3 separate regions of the Homo sapiens genome follow, and all the other regions are linked to region 2. Evidence: read pairs that join two places in POLR2A ChIA-PET (ENCODE). Cell type or tissue: HepG2. All regions are shown on one strand.

Region 1 (2,500 bases), 170 kb before region 2:
GTGATTATGATAGCAAGTTATTCGTCTTAAAAATTGATTTATAAACATCATTAGAGAACTTGACATTTGTCTCACTGAAGAGATTTTTTTTTTATTTAATAAGAAATATGTTTCTGCCAGTTGTGATTCTAGTTAACCTAATACAATGTGTTCTGGGCTTTACTTTTTCCTTCAGTTGTTGATAATTCGATAAACCTTTATTGCAGCTGCACTTCTTTCTGAAGCTAGAAGATTCTAGAATTTCTGACAATAACTTTCTTTGGAAGAGCACTCTTAAAGAAGACTCATAACAGCCCTGTGAGGCGGTACATATATCATTACTAACAACTAGCACTTGTATAGTACTGTATCTTTCACAGAGCGCATTTATACACACCATTTCATTTCATTGCCCAAGAGGGTAAATGCAAAGAAATTAAATGAATCAGTCAGATACACAGCAATTTTTCATGCTGAGCTTGGATTACAATGCAAGCTAGAGCTTTTTCCACAACACCATCATTTTTCTTCACAAACAGAGGTTTTTAAAAATAGTTAAAATGGTGAATTTTATTTTTAGATAATTTTTAATTGATACATAATAGTTGTACATATTTATGAGGTACCTGTGATATTTTGATACATGCATGCAATGTGTAATGATCAAATCAGGGTAAGTGGGATAGCCATCACCTCAACCATTTATCATTTCCTTGTGTTAGGAACATTCCAATTCTTCTGGCTATTTTGGAATGTGTAATAAGTTATTGTTAGTCACCTACTATGCTACTGAACTATAGAGCCTATTCCTTCTACCTAGCTGCATGTTTGCACCCATTAACCAACATCTCTTCATCCAGGCTTAGAGTTTCTGTTGTTCCACAGTTACCCAGCGGGAGGGACAGAGTGGGAGACAAATGGGTCTTAATGAAGGGGTGCCATTTGTCAGCAATGGTTCAACTGCAACCCTGAAACTGAATCACACCCCATAGTAATCCTAGAAACTCTTCGTGTGTGATTGCAAAGTCCAAAAAACTATCATTTTGTAGGAGTCAACTATGCAAATAAATATCTCGACTTCTTATCTTTCTAAGTAATCTGTTGTAATTCAGTATCAGAGCTGTCAGAAAACTGATTAAGTTTGACTTCTCTTTGCCCCTAAATGAAGGGGTTAATTGCCAGGTTGAAGCCTAGGGACAGAAGGAAGAGGCAACAGAGGAATCACAGGCAGGTTTCAGTCGCTCTGGGAAGGCACAGTCATGAGCCATCGGTGGCTGCTGCTGCTGCTGTTTGCATTGGCAGGCTCAGTGTTCGTTTCCACCCAGGACTTTGTCTAAGGACACGCTGTCTCTGCTCCCCTGTTCTCACCTTCATCCAGAGCAACCCTGGGTTGCCAGACTTGTCCTTGCCCTGTGTCTTGTTGCTTCACTGCCTCTTCTCTAGCACACTTCAAGAGAAGGGAGCCAGCTGGAGAGGAAAGCTCAGCCTGGCTTTGAGTCATGGCCAGAATGGATTGAGTCCCAGAGGGACTTGTTTGTATGTTGGGTTAATGATCTCCACTGGTCTAAAGGTCCCATAACTTATTGCTACTCATCCTTCCAGGCCCTGTTCAGATGCCACCTCTTCCGTGAGGACTCCTCCTGATGCAACATAAAACTGATCTCTCCTTCATCTGTAGCCCCAGAGCAGTTTCTTGGGTCCTTCCTCAGAGCACTCCTCCCCACTAGCTTATATTTCGGTTATCTCTGTACCTATTTTATCATCCCAGTAGACTGAGAGGAGGGCTTATTCAGTGCAGCCAACCCCAATGCCCAACCAAAAATGCTCAGTGGTGAGAGTGTGAAACTAAATGGAACTCACATGCCCCAAAACGTCAGGTTCAGAGGTACTCCTTAGCCAAACAGGAGTGCGCTGCTTCCTTGAGTGCAAGGGAATGTCAATGTTTCATCCACAAGAGTTGGATGCATTTTTCCCGATGGGAGGTGCCTAATTCAAGCCAGCTGCCCCTAAACTAATGCCATCTTCCTCCTCCTACTCCCCAGCTGCATCTTTATTTTCTTAATCCTTTTTTCCCTCTTGGGTAGGTTTCAGTGGCTCTAATCACCCATCCTACCTCCTACACCCTCCGCCCCTTCTCAGCCTTGGTCCACAAACCCTGGAGTAAACTCCAAAAACAAAGTGGCCTTCACAGTGCTGACTCATTGACTTCCAAATTCCCGCCGGGGCCCTTGAGGGGCTTGCCGAGCCGTCAGGAGCAGCAAAAACTTGGGTAGACTGAGACCTGTTAATAGAGTCTGCTGCTCTGTGAATATCTTAGAAACGTGCTACTGAAAGGACACTCTTTAACAAATTTTTCAGTTAGGGGCCAGGCACGATGGCTCACACCTGTGATTCCAGGACTTTGGGAGGCCGAGGCGGGTGGATCACCTGAGGTCAGGAATTCCAGACCAGCCTGGGCAACATAGTGAAAACCCATGTCTACTAAAAATACAAAAGTTAGCCAGGCGTGGTGATGGGCACC
Region 2 (2,500 bases):
TAAATTCCGTCCCTCTGTTAAGTTCCCGGCTGTTAGGACACCTCTGCCTTCAGCACCGTTTGACCCTTCTATCCCATTTTCTCTATGCAATGTTGCTTTAACTGTTGTTCAAGATCCCAGGATGCTTGATCCGGGAAAGCACAGAGGTCTGCTGCCAACATACCAACATACCTCTCTGTCAAGTTGTCCAAAATCACAAGAGAAAGAGCCCTGGACTAGAGCTAGGAGACCTGAGTTCTCGGCTGCTCTGTTACTGATTAGCGTCTATGTCCTTGGACAAGTTGCTTCCCTTTTTCCGGACCTCGGTTCCTTGTCCTAGATAGGTTCTAAAGTCGGTGGGTCCTTACAGTAAGTTAGGATTCTAAGGTGCAATCCAAAAGTAAAACCAGTGGTCAGTATACCTCTGAGTAGCTGTTAAGGTTACAATACGAGGTTCCTCGGCCTTCCCTTTGGTAGCCAATGGATACGGCCTCAGTCAGAGGCCGTCAGGTTTACTGGGAAGAGCCTTCCGGTTTTGAAAGACAGGATCTCCGGGTTTCCAGTTCTGTCACTCACTCGGGGTAACTTTGGGCAAATTCTCTCTGGACCTCCTAATAGGGAGGTCCTCGTCACCCCGAGGAAGTTCGAAGACGTGGGCAGTGACTTGGAAAGCTTCCCGAGATTCCCCTTCTATAACCTGGGTGGCTCAGACCGGGAGCGGGGTCCCAGCCGGCCGGTAATTCCGCCCGGAGGTGCGCACGAAACAAACCTGCAGCGCTGGCCGAGGGCGGCTCAGCTTCGGAGGGCGCGACTCCGGGTGAGTTCTTAAAGGGACCGTCAGAGTTTGGGTAACACCTGCGATGCTGACCGGGCGGGGACGCAGGCTTGAGGGAAATGAATGAATGAATGAATGAGCGAATGAATGAACAAACCTTCTCTGCCCACCCTTAAGTATACCATACTCGGAATTAATCAGTTAGGCTTAAAAATCTTGTACTATAACCCTCAAACTCTTGCCAAGTTAACCAGTGTCTCTATTTCATATGTCCTTCTGTAATGAAACCCCTCCCCCCAAGCCTATTACTAAGGGACGAAGAGTAACTTAACAATCAGCCTGGAGTGGAAGGCAATGCAGAGTTGGCACCCCTCCCCGAACTCCTCCCTCTCCCTCTCCCAGGCCCCGCCCTCCCCGCCCCCTGGGAGGTGCAGTTGGCTCCTCCTTAAGGCGGCTTTTCCCCGGTGGGGATCTACCCCCGGGGTCGCCAGGCGCTGTCTCTGCCGCGGAGTTGGAAACGGCACTGCTGAGTGAGGTTGAGGGGTGTCTCGGTATGTGCGCCTTGGATCTGGTGTAGGCGAGGTCACGCCTCTCTTCAGACAGCCCGAGCCTTCCCGGCCTGGCGCGTTTAGTTCGGAACTGCGGGACGCGCCGGTGGGCTAGGGCAAGGTAAAGGCGGGCTCCTCCAGGGCCACCCCGGGCCACCTGTGGAGTCCGAGTGTTAACTCCTTTGTTCTCAGAGCCACTTCAGCGGCCGCCCTTTTAAGCGAAGAGGTTCCCTTAGGATGCTCCCCGGGTACCCCTTCCGTTCCCCTGCCCTCCCCCGACCCGCCTCCCCCTTCCAACCCGAAGGTAGCAGCGCGGGGAGCCCGGGGCTCGGCGCGAGCCGCCTCCTCACTTCCCATTGGCTGAGAGCGCCGGGAAAGCGGTCACGTGGGAGCGCGGCAGGCCAGCTCGGGGGCCGCCATCTTGGCGGAAAGTTTCGGGGGAGAGCGGTTGGGGGCGCGGAAGGAGGCGAGGTTCCGGGGGTGGGGCGTGCGGCAGCAACTGGGCGAGCGGGCCGGGGGGCCGCGGCGAGCGAGGAGGCGGCGCGGCCGAGAAGGAGGACGAGGCCGCGGGGGTGCGGCGGCCCAGGGGAGCTCCTCCCCCGTCCCTTCGCCCCCTCCGCTCGGCTCCGCGGGCCCCGGGCGGGGCGGGGGTACGTGGAGCGGGGCCGGGCTGGGGAGCTGCTCCGAGTCTGGCCGGGGCGCACCCCAGTTCCGAGCGCACGCCGCTCACCGGAACTTTGTGGCGGCGCCGCAGGTGTGGGGGCCCGCGGAGGTGTGCATGCGGGGCGCGAGGGCGTCGCGGAGAGCGGCCGCTGCCCTGTCCGGCCCCCGCTGGAGCAGCCCGGAGGCAGCGAGCAAGGAGAAAGGCAAGCGAGAGGAGGGGGCCCGAGCAGGGCGGGCGGCCAGTCCCGCTGGTCCCCTCTCAGCGCTCTGCGGCCGCTGCTGGCTCAGGGGCCAAGGGTCGGAGCGCTTCACCCGCCCGTACCCAGTAGCAGGTGGGGAGTGTGGATACTTGTGCGGGGGAAGAGGCGGCCTCAGGTCTAGGCTCTTTGGGGAGGGGACGCTTTCGAGGAGAGTTTGGAAGCCGACTTCTGTCTGTTCTTAATTTGGAGGGGTACCCACTCCAAGGAAAAGCTTTCCACGTTGACAGACAACTGCTGCGTTTTGAGACTCTTTCTTTGACTTGGTAAAACTTTGG
Region 3 (2,500 bases), 160 kb before region 2:
CACATCCCTCCTGACCACACCCGTCCTCACTGCATCCCTACTAACTGCATCCCCTCCCGACTGCATCCCCACTAACTACATCCCCTCCTGACCACATCCCTCCTGACCGCACCCCTCCTGACCCCAATCCCTACTCACAGCCTCCAAGGCTACCAGGTGCTGTTCACATGTGGCCAGCACTGTTGGTGGAAGGCGCCACACCCAGTAATCCAGGTGTCGTCCTCCCGTCCAGGTCCAGCGGCCTCTTCCTGCTTCTGCAAGCCTAGTTTTTTCTAGTCTTTGGGAGAGGAAAGTCTCGTTTTGCAAGCACACTGCCTGGCCTTTGTGTCTAGCCCTGGCTCTGTGGGTTCTGTGAGTGTTTGTTTCTGACCAGTCTGGACTGGGGTGCCCTTCGGTGCCAGCAAGAGAGCAGCGTGCAAGGGAAATACACAGATCAACCCTTGGAGCTGTAATCTTGTCTGAATCCTGTCTGTTGTCTTGCCTACTATGTGAGATAGAAATGAAGATGGAAAAGGGTAACCCTCAGGGCAGCCCTGCACAGAAACCCCTTCCCAGAGGGCCACGGCTGAGGCACCACTCCCAGGACAGCTGGGCCTTGAGCTCCATTTGGTCTTTTCTTCCTGGGGAAAAAAGGCCCTGTGTGGCTGTTTGTCCATAATGTTAAAGAGAGCCTCTTGGGGGCCCTGGATGTAAAGGTAGAGGTTCTGAGTTTAGGACCCTGCAAATTGCCCCAATGGGAAGCCTGCTAGGAAGAAGAGTGGTTACCAGAGCCCAAATGCAGGCAGGCCAACCCCCTTCAAGGGACCCCCCGCAATGAGAAAAGGGGAACCCATCACAATGGCAGCCGTTCTCCACCTCACCAAGGCCTCTGAGGACAAGCGGGAGAGGAGGGGAGCCTGGTCTAACTGTGAGGAAAGAGCAAAGTACAAATGCTTGCCTTCAACGTGCCATGCTTTCTTTCTCCAGCAGGTGGTCTGGGCGCTGGCGCAGTCACCCGGCAGAGAGTGCTGCTCAGCCTTAGGGTGCCCGTGTGCAGGAGAGACAAAGCTTTTGTGCAGAATCTCAGCCTTAGGGTGCCTGTGTGCAGGAGAGACAAAGCTTTTGTGCAGAATGCCCCACCCTCGGCACTTGACAGGGTGAGTGGAGGGCATGTGGTATTTCAGCCTCCACCCAGCTGCTGAACAGACAGGCACACACTGAACAGCCTCACCCGCCACAGCCTTGCTCTCAAGCGTTCTGCTTTCCTGCATCAGCAGAAATAAGGGGACCAATTTATCATACCTGCTGGGTGCCAGGTACTTTATATATTATCTCCTCTTTTTTTTTTTTTTTTTTTTGAGATGGAGGTTTGCTCTTGTCACCCAGGCTGGAGTGCAATGGCATGATCTCAGCTCACTGCAACCTCCGCCTCCCAGGTTCAAGTGATTCTCCTGCCTCAACCCCCCAGGTAGCTGGGATTACGGGCATGCACCACCACGCCCAGATAATTTTGTATTTTTAGTAGAGACGGGGTTTCTCTATGTTGGTCAGGCTGGTCTCAAACTCCCGACCTCAGGGTTCGACCTCAGGTGATTTGCCTGCCTCGGCCTCCCAAGGTGCTGGGATTACAGGTGTGAGCCACCATGCCTGGCCTATATTATCTCCTTTAATCACCCCAACAACCATGTGAAGTGGGATTTTTATCTCCATTTTACAGATGACGTAACTACGGCTTTGGGATGTTACGCAACGAGTAAGGCCTTGTGAGTCTTCACAGAAAGGGACTGGCCTGGAGGCTCCGAGCGGTCAGCTAGTTCCCGTCACTGTTCTCCCCGGGAAGCTGTGGATGGGCAGTGACCCAGGCAGGGAAAGGGTAAGAATCGCTGCTTGAGGACCCAAGAGGCTTCACCTCCCTCCTCAGACAGGAACCCGGGAAAGGGCTTTGCCCGGGAAGGTCTATGATAGGGATTCTCACAGTGAGACAGGACCAGCATCTCCTGAGACAAACTACTGCTCTTGAATTTGAAAAGAATTCTCAAGTCTGCGTCTCATCTCTAATTCTTTCTACCACTGTGTCTTTTTCCCAGTTGGCATTGGCAGCCACGAAACAGCTTGAGGGGCCAGGCGCGGCGGCTCACGCCTGTAATCCCAGCACTTTGGGAGGCCAAGGTGGGCGGCTCACCTGAGGTTGGGAGTTTGAGACCAGCCTGACCAACATGCAGAAACTCCGTCTCTACTAAAAAAAAAAAAAAAAAAATACAAATTAGCCAGGTGTGGTGGTGCATGCCTGTAATCCCAGCTACTCGGGAGGCTGAGGCAGGAGAATCACTTGAACCCAGGGGGCGAAGGTTGCAGTGAGCCAAGATTGCACCACTGCACTCCAGCCTGGACAACAAGACCGAAACTCCATCTCAAACAAAACGAAACGAAACGAAACAAAACAAAACAAAACAAAAACAGCTTGAGGACCAGATAGGGCATCAAAAGCGGAGAAAGCTGGGGAACTCTGTGTCCTCTGAAT

The links. ChIA-PET counts read pairs that join two places held together with the same protein. Peaks named below come from ENCODE experiments on the same cell type or tissue, not always from the same donor. Only the 100,000 strongest peaks of a DNase experiment are listed, where the experiment ranks them.
Region 1: POLR2A ChIA-PET joins it to region 2 with 17 read pairs; 14 of 35 experiments call an interaction of 5 or more read pairs at or near these places.
Region 3: POLR2A ChIA-PET joins it to region 2 with 10 read pairs; 15 of 35 experiments call an interaction of 5 or more read pairs at or near these places.

Annotation. Positions count from the first base shown.
Region 1 is chr3:197,467,978-197,470,477 of GRCh38, reverse strand. No RefSeq gene overlaps it. Among named protein-coding and RNA genes, the nearest start is that of LINC02012, 40 kb to the left of the region's middle. In HepG2, no CTCF peak of the experiment used is centred here; a DNase peak (open chromatin) is centred at 1,497; H3K4me3 peaks cover 1,468 bases.
Region 2 is chr3:197,297,341-197,299,840 of GRCh38, reverse strand. It overlaps DLG1 (discs large MAGUK scaffold protein 1), which reads left to right and starts at 1,229. Exons shown (of 25, transcript NM_001366207.1): 1 at 1,229-1,305. DLG1-AS1 (DLG1 antisense RNA 1) reads right to left here and starts at 1,594. Exons shown (of 3, transcript NR_038289.1): 1 at 1,231-1,594; 2 at 749-863. RefSeq lists silencers at 1,053-1,182, 1,673-2,302. In HepG2, no CTCF peak of the experiment used is centred here; DNase peaks (open chromatin) are centred at 340, 1,110, 1,680, 2,240 and 1 weaker place; H3K4me3 peaks cover 2,500 bases.
Region 3 is chr3:197,456,980-197,459,479 of GRCh38, reverse strand. LOC105374308 (a long non-coding RNA gene) reads left to right here and starts at 1,192. Exons shown (of 5, transcript NR_189108.1): 1 at 1,192-1,295; 2 at 1,697-1,852. In HepG2, a CTCF peak has its summit at 986; DNase peaks (open chromatin) are centred at 969 and 1,729; H3K4me3 peaks cover 1,693 bases.